Linked DNA regions of Homo sapiens: regions 2 and 3 are each linked to region 1. A link is a contact called in ENCODE Hi-C or POLR2A ChIA-PET data. All regions are on one chromosome and are shown on one strand. The core of a region is the stretch at or near the end of the contact, and the rest is flanking DNA. Distances in the headings are between cores, read along the strand shown. Region 1 has its middle 17 kb from the start of KLF2. Region 2 overlaps KLF2-DT (KLF2 divergent transcript). Region 3 overlaps KLF2-DT (KLF2 divergent transcript).

The links. Hi-C counts contacts between places; a loop is a spot of excess contacts on that map. ChIA-PET counts read pairs that join two places held with the same protein, here RNA polymerase II (POLR2A). Pooled maps may share reads with other maps.
Region 2: a loop to region 1 is called in a pooled map, with 4 times the contacts of the local background. The contact joins two enhancer-like sites. A Hi-C loop is called at or near these places in 1 of 168 maps with a recorded cell type or tissue (mammary epithelial cell) and 9 of 50 pooled maps. POLR2A ChIA-PET finds 5 or more read pairs at or near these places in 13 of 52 experiments (AG04450, BJ, CD4-positive, alpha-beta T cell and 8 more).
Region 3: a pooled map shows a loop between it and region 1 (2.0-fold over the local background). The contact joins two enhancer-like sites. A Hi-C loop is called at or near these places in 1 of 168 maps with a recorded cell type or tissue (endothelial cell of umbilical vein) and 3 of 50 pooled maps. POLR2A ChIA-PET finds 5 or more read pairs at or near these places in 15 of 52 experiments (A549, AG04449, AG04450 and 12 more).

Annotation. Positions count from the first base shown.
Region 1 is chr19:16,340,484-16,343,684 of GRCh38, reverse strand. No RefSeq gene overlaps it. Among named protein-coding and RNA genes, the nearest start is that of KLF2, 17 kb to the right of the region's middle. RefSeq lists an enhancer at 875-1,104. Within about 2 kb of position 1,543, at least 21 of the 41 ENCODE cell types and tissues checked have a DNase peak (open chromatin) inside an H3K27ac peak, as active enhancers do; they include CD4-positive, alpha-beta T cell and CD8-positive, alpha-beta T cell, where a contact is called at or near this core.
Region 2 is chr19:16,282,515-16,285,715 of GRCh38, reverse strand. KLF2-DT (KLF2 divergent transcript) reads left to right here. Exons shown (of 2, transcript NR_186323.1): 2 at 1,995-2,357. Among named protein-coding and RNA genes, the nearest start is that of KLF2-DT, 41 kb to the left of the region's middle. Within about 2 kb of position 1,760, at least 33 of the 41 ENCODE cell types and tissues checked have a DNase peak (open chromatin) inside an H3K27ac peak, as active enhancers do; they include CD4-positive, alpha-beta T cell and CD8-positive, alpha-beta T cell, where a contact is called at or near this core.
Region 3 is chr19:16,300,830-16,304,030 of GRCh38, reverse strand. All of the region lies in intron 1 of KLF2-DT (KLF2 divergent transcript), which reads left to right. Among named protein-coding and RNA genes, the nearest start is that of KLF2-DT, 22 kb to the left of the region's middle. RefSeq lists a silencer at 1,526-1,595 and an enhancer at 1,796-1,855. Within about 2 kb of position 1,635, at least 6 of the 41 ENCODE cell types and tissues checked have a DNase peak (open chromatin) inside an H3K27ac peak, as active enhancers do.

The sequences.
Region 1 (3,201 bases), core at 294-2,793:
CAAGGGATCCTCCCAAAGTGTTGGGGTTACAGGTGTGAGCCACCATTCCTGGCCTAAATTTATTTTTAATTTATAGAAATTTTTATTCTTTTTTTATTTTTTTAGAGACAGGTTGTCACTATGTTGCCCGGGCTGGATTCAAACTCCTAGGCTCAAGCAATCCTCCCGCCTCGGCCTCTGGAGTAACTGGGCCTACAGGTGCATGCCACTGCATCCAGCTCCACTTTAACCACTTTTTTTTTAAAAAAACCACTTTCAAGTGCGTGGTTCAGCAGTGTTAAATATATTCACACCATTCTGCAACAGATCTCTAGAACTTTCTCATTTTGTGAAATTGACACTCTGTACCCATTGAGCAATTCCCCATAACCCCACTTCCGCCTCCTAGCCAGTGGTACTGGTTTTTGTTATTATTCATTCAGATGGGTATTATTCTTATTATTTTAGATGGAGTCTCACTGTGTCACCTGGGCTGTAGTGCAGTGGCACGATCTCAGCTCATGTAACCTCCGCCTCCCGGGTTCAAGCAATTCTCCTGCCTCAGCCTCCCGAGCAGCTGGGATTACAGGTGCCCGCCACTAAGCCCAGCTAATTTTTTTGTATTTTTAGTAGAGATGGGCTTTCACTATGTTGGCCAGGCTGGTCTCGAACTCCTGACCTTGTGATTTGCCCGCTTCGGCCTCCCAAAGTGCTGGGATTCCAGGCTTCAGCCACCGCACCCGGCCCAGATGAGTATTATTAAAGCTATGGTTACTGTCCAGGGATTGCTTTGAGCTTTTAGAGCAGGGCCTGTATATTCTAGCTCCACTACCCAAGAACCGACTGAGGGGCAGTTCTGTCTGTATTAACTAAGCTACTACATTATTCCTCATTATAGGAATGGAATCTCATTGTAAAGGAAACCGGTGTGGTGGAGGGGAAGTCCCAGCCCTGCGTCTCCATTCCGTGCCATTGTACGAAGGTCATGGGAGAGAAGGGGGCTCGAGTGTCCTGGGTGCCTTCTATGGACCAAGCACTTTCTCGACCACCATTCAGATGGTCACATCCAAGACCAAGATGTTCACTTGAATTCAGAGGCTTGGCCAGGGGACTTTCCATTTGACAGGGACAGATGCCATTGCCTCTCTGTGGCACTGCCTGGCTGCATCACGAGCTTGTCTCTGCTTCAACAGTGGTTATTTTTATAGCTGACAATGAGACTTACTGGAAATGGTTTGGCACTCATGCGTAGAAAGCGCCTGTATTTAAATTTGAGGAGTCGGAGTGCCTGGGCCCTGGAAGATGGGTGGTTCTTCAGGCCCTTGGCCAAGACCTTTAAGCCATAGAGCAGATCCCTTCCAGCCCAGGAAAAATTCCAGGGATTCTCAGCCTTTCTGAGGACTGGTTCTCTCAGAGCATCTGTTTGAAGCCTTGGAACTGTCATCCTTTCTCTTGTCTGAGGGCCCTCCAGCCCTCACGGCTCACCCCAGTCCATTCATGTTACGCAGCAGAGCTCTTGTCAGCTTGTAAAACTGAAACTCTGCCCCCACTAAATACTCATTCCCCATTTCCTCCTCCCCCAGCCCCTCGCACCCACCATTCTACTTCCTGTCTCTATGAATCTGATGCATGGACTCATACAGTATTTCTCTTTTTGTGTCTGGCGTATTTCACTTAGGATAGTTCCTGTTGGAGCATGTATGTGTCAGAATCTTTCTCTTTTTCTTTTCTTTTCTTTTCTTTTTTTTTTGAATTGTAGTCTTGCACTGCTGCCCAGGCTGGAGTGTAATGGCGTGATCTCGGCTCACTGCAACCTCCGCCTCCTGGGTTCAAACAATTCTCCTGCCTCAGCCTCCCGAGTAGCTGGGATTACAGGCACGCACCGCCACGCCCAGCTAATTTTTGTATTTTTAGTATAGACTGGGTTTCACCATGTTGGCCAGGCTAGTTTCGAACTCCTGACCTCATGATCCGCCCGCCTCGGCCTCCCAAAGTGTTGGGATTACAAGCGTGAGCCACCGCGCCCGGCCCTATAATCTCTTTCTTTTTAAAAACTGAATACTATTCCATTGTCTGGATAGATGGATAGACCACATTTTGTTTATCCATTCATTCATCAGTGGATACTCGGTCCAAACTTTATGTTATATTGACAAAATAACTGTATTAAAAATAGTAATGTGGCTGCGCATGGTGGCTCATGCCTGTAATCCCAGCATTTTAAGAGGCCAAGGTGGGTGGATCACTTGAGGTCAGGCATTTGAGACCCTTCTGGCCAACACAGTGAAACCCGTCTCTACTAAAAATACAAAAATTAGCTGGGAGTGGTGGCGGGCGCCGGTAATTCCAGCTGCTGGGGAGGCCGAGGCAGGAGAATCACCTGAACCTGGGAGGCGGAGGTTGCAGTTAGCCGAGATTGCACCACTGCACTCCAGCGTGGGCGACAGAGCAAGACTCCGTCTGAAAAAAAAAGTAACGTTTTACAACAGAAGCAACTTATTCTCAATTGCTTTTTTTACACCTTAAAATTGAGCTGAAATTCACATAACATAAAACTAACCATGAAGTGTACACGGTAGTGGCATTTCGTGCATTCACAATGTTGTGCAACCATCACCTCTGTCTAATTCCAGAACATTTGCATCCCCCAAGAGGAGACCCTGTCCCCATCAGCAGCCACTCCCCATTCCCCTCCCCCAGCCCCTGGCAGCCACTCATCTGCTTCCTGTCTCTCTGGATTTGCCTGTTCTGGGCATTTTGTATCAGTGGAATCTCACACTATGTGGGCTTTCGCGTCTGGCTTCTCTCACTCAGAATGTTTTGGGGGCTCATCCACATTGTAGCATGGATCAGTGCTTCATTCCTTTTCATGGCTGAATAATATTCCATTGTATGTATGGATCACAGTTTTCTTATTCATTCTCTAATGGACACTTGGGTTGTTTCTACTTTTTGGCTGTTATGAATAGTGCTTTGATGAACATCCCAATTGTTTTTTGAGACAGTCTCACTCTGTCGCCCAGCAGGTTGGAGTGCAGTGGAGCAATATTAGCTCACTGCAGCCTCTGCCTCCCGGGTTCAAGTGATCCCCCTGCCTCAGCCTCCCGAGTAGCTGGGATTACAGGTGCACTCCACCATGCCTGGCTAATTTTTGTTGGCCAGGCTGGTCTGGAAGTCCTGGGCTCAAGTGATCTGCCCGCCTCGGCTTCCCAGAGTGCTGGG
Region 2 (3,201 bases), core at 511-3,010, 58 kb after region 1:
CACCATGTCTGGCTAATTTTAAAATGTTTTTGTAGAGATGGGGTCTCACTGTGTTGCCCAGGCTGGTCTCAAACTCCCGAGGTTAAGTGAGTCTCCTACCTCAGTCTCCCAAAGTGCTGAGATTATAGGCACAAGCCACCAAGCCCAGCTAATTTTTATATTTTTTGTAGAGATGGGATCTTGCTATGTTGCCTAGGCTAGTCTTGAACTCCTGGCCTCATGTGATCCTCCTGCCTTGGGCTCTCAAAGTGCTGGGATTACAGGCACCCACCACAATGCCTGGCCTGTAGGAAGTTCTTTTTACAACAATGTTGATTTATCCCATAGACACAGGGATATTCGGGTGATCTATTTCTCCTCCTCCTCCTTCTCCTCCTTCTTCCTCCTCCTCCTCCTCCTTCTTCCTCCTCCTCTTCTTCTTTCTACTTTCTTCTTCCTCTTATTCCTCCTCTTCCTCCCCTTCCCCTTCTCTTTCTTCTTCCTCTTATTCCTCCTCTTCTTCCCCTTCCCCTTCTCTTTCTTCTTCTTTCTTTTCTGTTTTTTTGAGACAGAGTCTCACTCTGTTGTCCAGGCTGGAGTACAATGGCACGATCTCAGCTCACTGCAACCTCCACCTCCGGGGTTCAAGCAATTCTCCTGCCGCAGCCTCCTGAGTAGCTGGGATTACAGTGGCCGCCACCATGGCCAGCTAATTTTTGTTGTTTAGTAAAGACGGGGTTTCACCATGTTGGCCAGCCTGGTCTCAAACTCCTGACCTCAGGTGATCCGCCTGCCTCGGCCTCCCAAAGTGCTGGGATTACAGCACGAGCCATCGCGCCCGGCCGATCTATTTGTTCTTAAGTAAGCTTTGGTAATTTGTGTCTTTCAAGGAATGTGTCCATTTCATCCCTGTCACTGAATATTTTGGCATCGAGATGTTTATAACATGTCCTTGTGATCCTTTTTGTATGTGTTGAATCTGTTGTGGGGTCACCTAGGCTTGGAAGCCTCAAACCCTGGCATTGACCCCAGACACAGGCTTTTGCTCTTCTTGCTGTCTGGGCAGCTGTTCCGATGGCAATGACAACTCTAAAAATCTGCTTGTGGCCAGGCGCAGTGGCTCATGTCTGTAATCCCAGGACTTTGGGAGGCCGAGATGGGGGGATCTCTTGAGCCCAGGAGTTCGAGACCAGCCAGGGCAATATAGTGATACCTTGTCTTAACTGAAATTCAAAAGAAAACTAGCCAGGCGTGGTGGCGTGCATCTGTGGTCCCAGATACTTGGGAGGCTGAGGAGGGAGGATCACTTGAGCCTGGGAGGTTGAGGCTGCAGAGAGCCGTGATCTTGCCACTGCACTCCAGCCTGGGTGACAGAGTGAGACCCTGTCTCAAAACAAAACAAAACAAAACAAAACAAAATCTGCTTATGAAAGGGCAGACATCCATTTCCCAGGTCACACCCTCCTAACTCCCAAAGCTTAACTTCTGTGTTTAGTGCTTACAACAGCATAGGAGCTATTGTTAGTTCCATTCTACAGATGGAGAAACTGAGTCCCAGCGTTAGGTGGCAGAGCCGGGATTTGAACCCTGGCTGCCAGCGCCCCCCAGCCTGGGTGCGCTACATCGTCACTGCCAGGCACAGCCAAAATCACGGCCCAACCTATCTGGGTGGCGGCGGGGGGCAGGGATTCCTCTACCCTGACAGCAGCTTGAGGTTACGTTCTTTGCTGGAGAAAAGCGTTTTGAAACAGAAACGCCCACGGTGTCCCTGACGCTGAGTTGTGGAAGTGAGGCCGACTTGGGGCTCTGAACTTGGCTGGTGTCTTCCCCAGCCAGGGGCCCAGAGGCGGGGGTTTGGCCTTCCCGAGGCCCCAAACCACCTGCTCGGCCCTGCGTCCAGCCGGCCGGCGCCCGAGTGAGCGAACAAGGGGACCCTCCGCTGTCTTTATATACCGGAGTTATTTTTAACCATCGCCTCCCAGAACATTACGGAGCTTCCTCTCTCCAACACGCAGGAAACCCTACTTGGCTGTGCTTCCTGCTAACACGAGGCCCTGCGATTGCTGAGAACAACAGCCCCGAGACTGCGCGGCTCCGGGGGGAAAAAAACCTGGCCCCCTTTCAAGCCTTGACAGAAAACCTTTCAGAGCCCTGAACTCCCACCAGCCCGAGGACGGCTCCGATAGCTCTGACAAATGAGCCGGGACTGTGCCCAGGGCTCCCAGGCTGGGAGGGGACCCCGGCTCCCTTGTTCCTTCCTAAGGTCGGAAAAAAAAGCGCGTGTCCCTTCCTCCACCACAGAGGAACAGAGAAGTGTTTGCATTGGTGGATTTTTAAATACTTGTTTATTTTTATTAAAGTGCAATTCACATGAAATTAACCATTTTTAAAGTAGTGGCATTTTATACATGCAGTGTTGTGCAACCGCCACCTCTACTTAGTTCCAGAATATTTTCATCACCTTAAAGGGATACCCTGTCCCCATTACCAGTCACTTCCCATTTCTCCACCCCCAGTCCCTGGCAAACACCAATCTGTTTTCTGGCCCTATGGATTTGCCTCTGTGGGCATCTCACATAGATAGGATTGTACAATATGTGGCCTTTTATGTCTGGTTTCTTTTACTCTAGGTAATATTTTCTTTTTTTTTTTAATTTCTTTTTTCTTTTCTTTCTTTTTTTTTTTTTTTGAGACAGAGTTTCACTCTTCTTGCCTAGGCTGCAGTGCAATGGCACGATCTCGGCTCACTGCAGCCTTGACCTCTGGGGTTCAAGCGATCCTCCTGCCTCAGCCCTGCACCATGTGCCACCATGCCCAACTAATTTTCCTATTTTTAGTACAGACAGGGTTTCACCATGTTGGCCAGGCTGATCTGGAACTCCTGACCTCAGGTGATCCACCTGCCTCGGCCTCCCAAAGTGCTGGGATTACAGGCATAAGCCACCGCACCCGGCCCAACTTCCAGTTTCTTCTTTCTGCCCACTCCCTCTCCACGTGGCTCATCAAAGTGTGGAGTTTGTTTCATGGTGGTTACAGCACAACCCCTCCCCATCCACCTGTGCATCCACTCATTCGTTCCTTTAAACATTTATTCAATCAATCCTTCCCCATCCCTGGGGCGCCTGGCACTTGGCCTGCTGCTGCCACCTAGACCCCAGGCTCATCGTCGCTAGAGCAACCCCACCTCCCTTCCTGGAGCAGGTGCGTCCTCACCCAGATTTG
Region 3 (3,201 bases), core at 386-2,885, 40 kb after region 1:
TCAAGAACTGGAAGGAGTTCCAGTTCCTCAGAGCCAGACACAATAACATATCCCAGACACTGGCCACTTGGCTGGAGGCCGAATTTTAATGGGAGGAAGTGGACATAGAAGAATATTGCCAGCTGCAGAACCTAGAGCCCCTACATAGTTCTCCTATCTTCTCCCCAGTTTCCCAATGTGGACACTTTACAGCCTCAAACAAGCATGCATCTGCCTGCATGTGTTTCTCTAACTTGCCGCCTGAAGACTGTCAACTGACCTATTTTAAAATTATTTAGGCCAGGCGCGGTGGCTCACACCTGTAATACCAGCACTTTGGGAGCTCTAGGCAGGCAGATCACCTGAGGTCAGGAGTTCGAGACCAGCCTGGCCAACATGGCGAAACCCCGTCTCTACTAAAAATACAAAAATTAGCTGGGCGTGGTGGTGCGCGCCTGTAATCCCAGCTACTCAGGAGGCTGAGGCAGGAGAATCACTTGAACCAGGGAGGCGGAGGTTGCAGTGAGCCAAGACTGTGCCACTGCACTCCAGCCTGGGGGACAGAGCCAGACTGTCTCAAAAAAAAAAAAAAAAAAGGTGGTAGGGGGTAAGCCGGCATGAGATGAGAAATGGACTCTTCAGGGGCTGGTAAGCAGGATTTCCCAACTTCAGCACTTGAGGCCGGATTATCTGTGTGGCAGAGGCCATCCCGTGCATTGTAGCATCCCTGGCCTGCACCCACCAGATACTATTAGGTTGGTGCAAAAGTCATTGCCGTTCTTGCCATTATTATTATTATTATTTTTTGAGATGGAATCTTATGCCGTCGCCCAGGCTGGAGTGCAGTGCTGCAGTCTCGGCTCACTGCAACCTCCGCCTCCTGGGTTCAAGCGATTCTCCTGCCTCAGCCTCCCCAGTGGCTGGGATGACAGGTGCGCGGCATCATGCTTGGCTGATTTTCGTACTTTTTTTTTTTTTTTTTGAGATGGTGTCTCGCTCTGTTGCCCAGGCTGGAGTGCAGTGGCGTGATCTCCGCTCACTGCAAGCTCCGCCCCCTGGGTTCATGCCATTCTCCTGCCTCAGCCTCCGGAGTAGCTGGGACTATAGGCGCCCGCCACCACACCTGGCTAATTTTTTTTGTATTTTTAGTAGAGACGGGGTTTCACAGTGTTCGCCAGGATGGTCTCGATCTCCTGACCTCGTGATCGACCTGCCTCAGCTTCCCAAAGTGCTGGGATTACAGGCGTGAGCCACCGCGCCCGGCCATGATTTTTGTATTTTTAGTAGGGACAGGGTTTCACCATACTGGCCAGGCTGGTCTAGAACTCCTGACCTCAGGTGATCCACCCGCCTCGGCCTCCCAAAGTGCTGGGTTACAGGCGTGAGCTACCGCGCCTGGCCCTTGCCATTACTTTTTTTTTAATGGCAAAACCCACAATTAATAGCATTCCCCCGACGCGCCTCCCCGAGTCGTGAGGACCAAAAATGTCTCTAGACGTTGCCAAGCTTTCTCAGGTGTGAACCTGTGTCTAACCATAAGAGGCCAGGCTGCACTTCAGAGCTGTGATTTGCATTTCTAGGAAACCCTGGGGGCTGTACTGGGTGTTCGACACCCTCCCCGACCCCAGCCCTGGGATGGAAACCTCTCTCCGTGTCACTGGTTCTGCATGGGGTATGTTGGACATTTGCAATTTGATAAGTAAAGTCCCAGCTCCCCTGACCCAGAGAAGTCTGTCCCTGAGTGATCTGCGCTGCATACCCAAAATAATGACTGATGACCCACAGAAGGCCTGGCACATGCGGTGTTCAGAACAAGAGAAAAGACAGGAACAGTGGGCAAATGCAGCCTGACTCATGCCGGCCGGCCGTGCAAGGAGTGCCAAGGCCTGACTCACAGCCCACGATGTCACACTTGCACCTGTGTCCCAGCAAGGGCGCCCCGTAAGAAAATATTGGCTAAACCCCTAGCAATCAAGCGGGGACGGCCCCGTGCCTGCACAAGCCTGTGGCGAGAAGGGGCATGGGGCCCACGACAGCCTTGTACACTTGGTGAACCCTGGGCTGTTTGCAGGAGGAAGGCTGACTCAGCCGAGGAGTGTGGAGACCCCCGGAGACCCCTGGGGAAGGGGAGTTTCAGAGGCTTCCCATTGTTGTTGTTTTTTTTTTTTTTTTTTTTTTTGAGGCAGAGTCTTCTTGGTCTGTCGCCCAGGCTGGAGTATAGTGGCACCATCTCGGCTTACTGCAACCTCTGCCTCCCGGGTTCAAGGGATTCTCTTGTCTCAGCCTCCTGAGTAGCTGGGATTACAGCATAGGCCACCATGCCTGGCTAATTTTTATATTTTTAGTAGAGATGGAGTTTCACCATGTTGGCCAGGTTGGTCTCGAACTCCTGACTTCAGGTGATCCACCCGCCTCGGCCTCCCAAAGTGCTGGGCTTAGAGGTGTTGTGAGCCACTGAGCCTGGCTTTATTTTTTTATTTTTTGAGATGGAGTTTCATTCTTGTTGCCCAGGCTGGAGTGCAGTGGTGCGATCTCGGCTCACTGCAACCTCCGCCTCCTGGGTTCAAGCGATTCTCCTGCCTCAGCCTCCCGAGTAGCTGGGAGTGCCTGCCACCACATCCAGCTAATTTTTTTGTATTTTTAGTGGAGACAGGGTTTCACTATGTTGGCCAGGCTGATTTCTAACTCCTGACCTCAGGCGATCCGCTCGCCTCAGCCTCGCAAAGTGCTGGGATTACAGGCGTGAGCGGCCGTGCTCAGCCGTTTTTTTTGTTGTTGTTGTTGTTTTTTTTTTTTAAGACGGAGTCTCCTCTCTCTCTGTTGCCCAGGCTGAAGGGCAATGGCGTGATCTGGTTCAATGCAACGTCGGCCTCCTAGGCTCAAGCGATCCTCCCACCTCAGCCTCCCGAGTAGTTGGGAATACATTTGTGCACCACCACACCTGGCCAATTTTATTGGTATTTTTTGTAGAGATGGGGTTTTGGGATTACAGGCTAAAGCCCAGGAGTTTGAGACTAGTTGTCCAAATAACTAGTACCCAGCCTGTATGCATTGATTTTTGTTTTAAACAACAACAAAAAAATTAAGGTGAGCTGGGCTCAGTGGCTCGCGCCTGTTATCCCAGTATTTTGGGAGAGGGAGGCAGGGGAATCACTTGAAGACCAGGAGTTTGGGACCAGCCTGGGCAACATAGAGTGCCCTCTGCCCACCCCACCAAAAAAT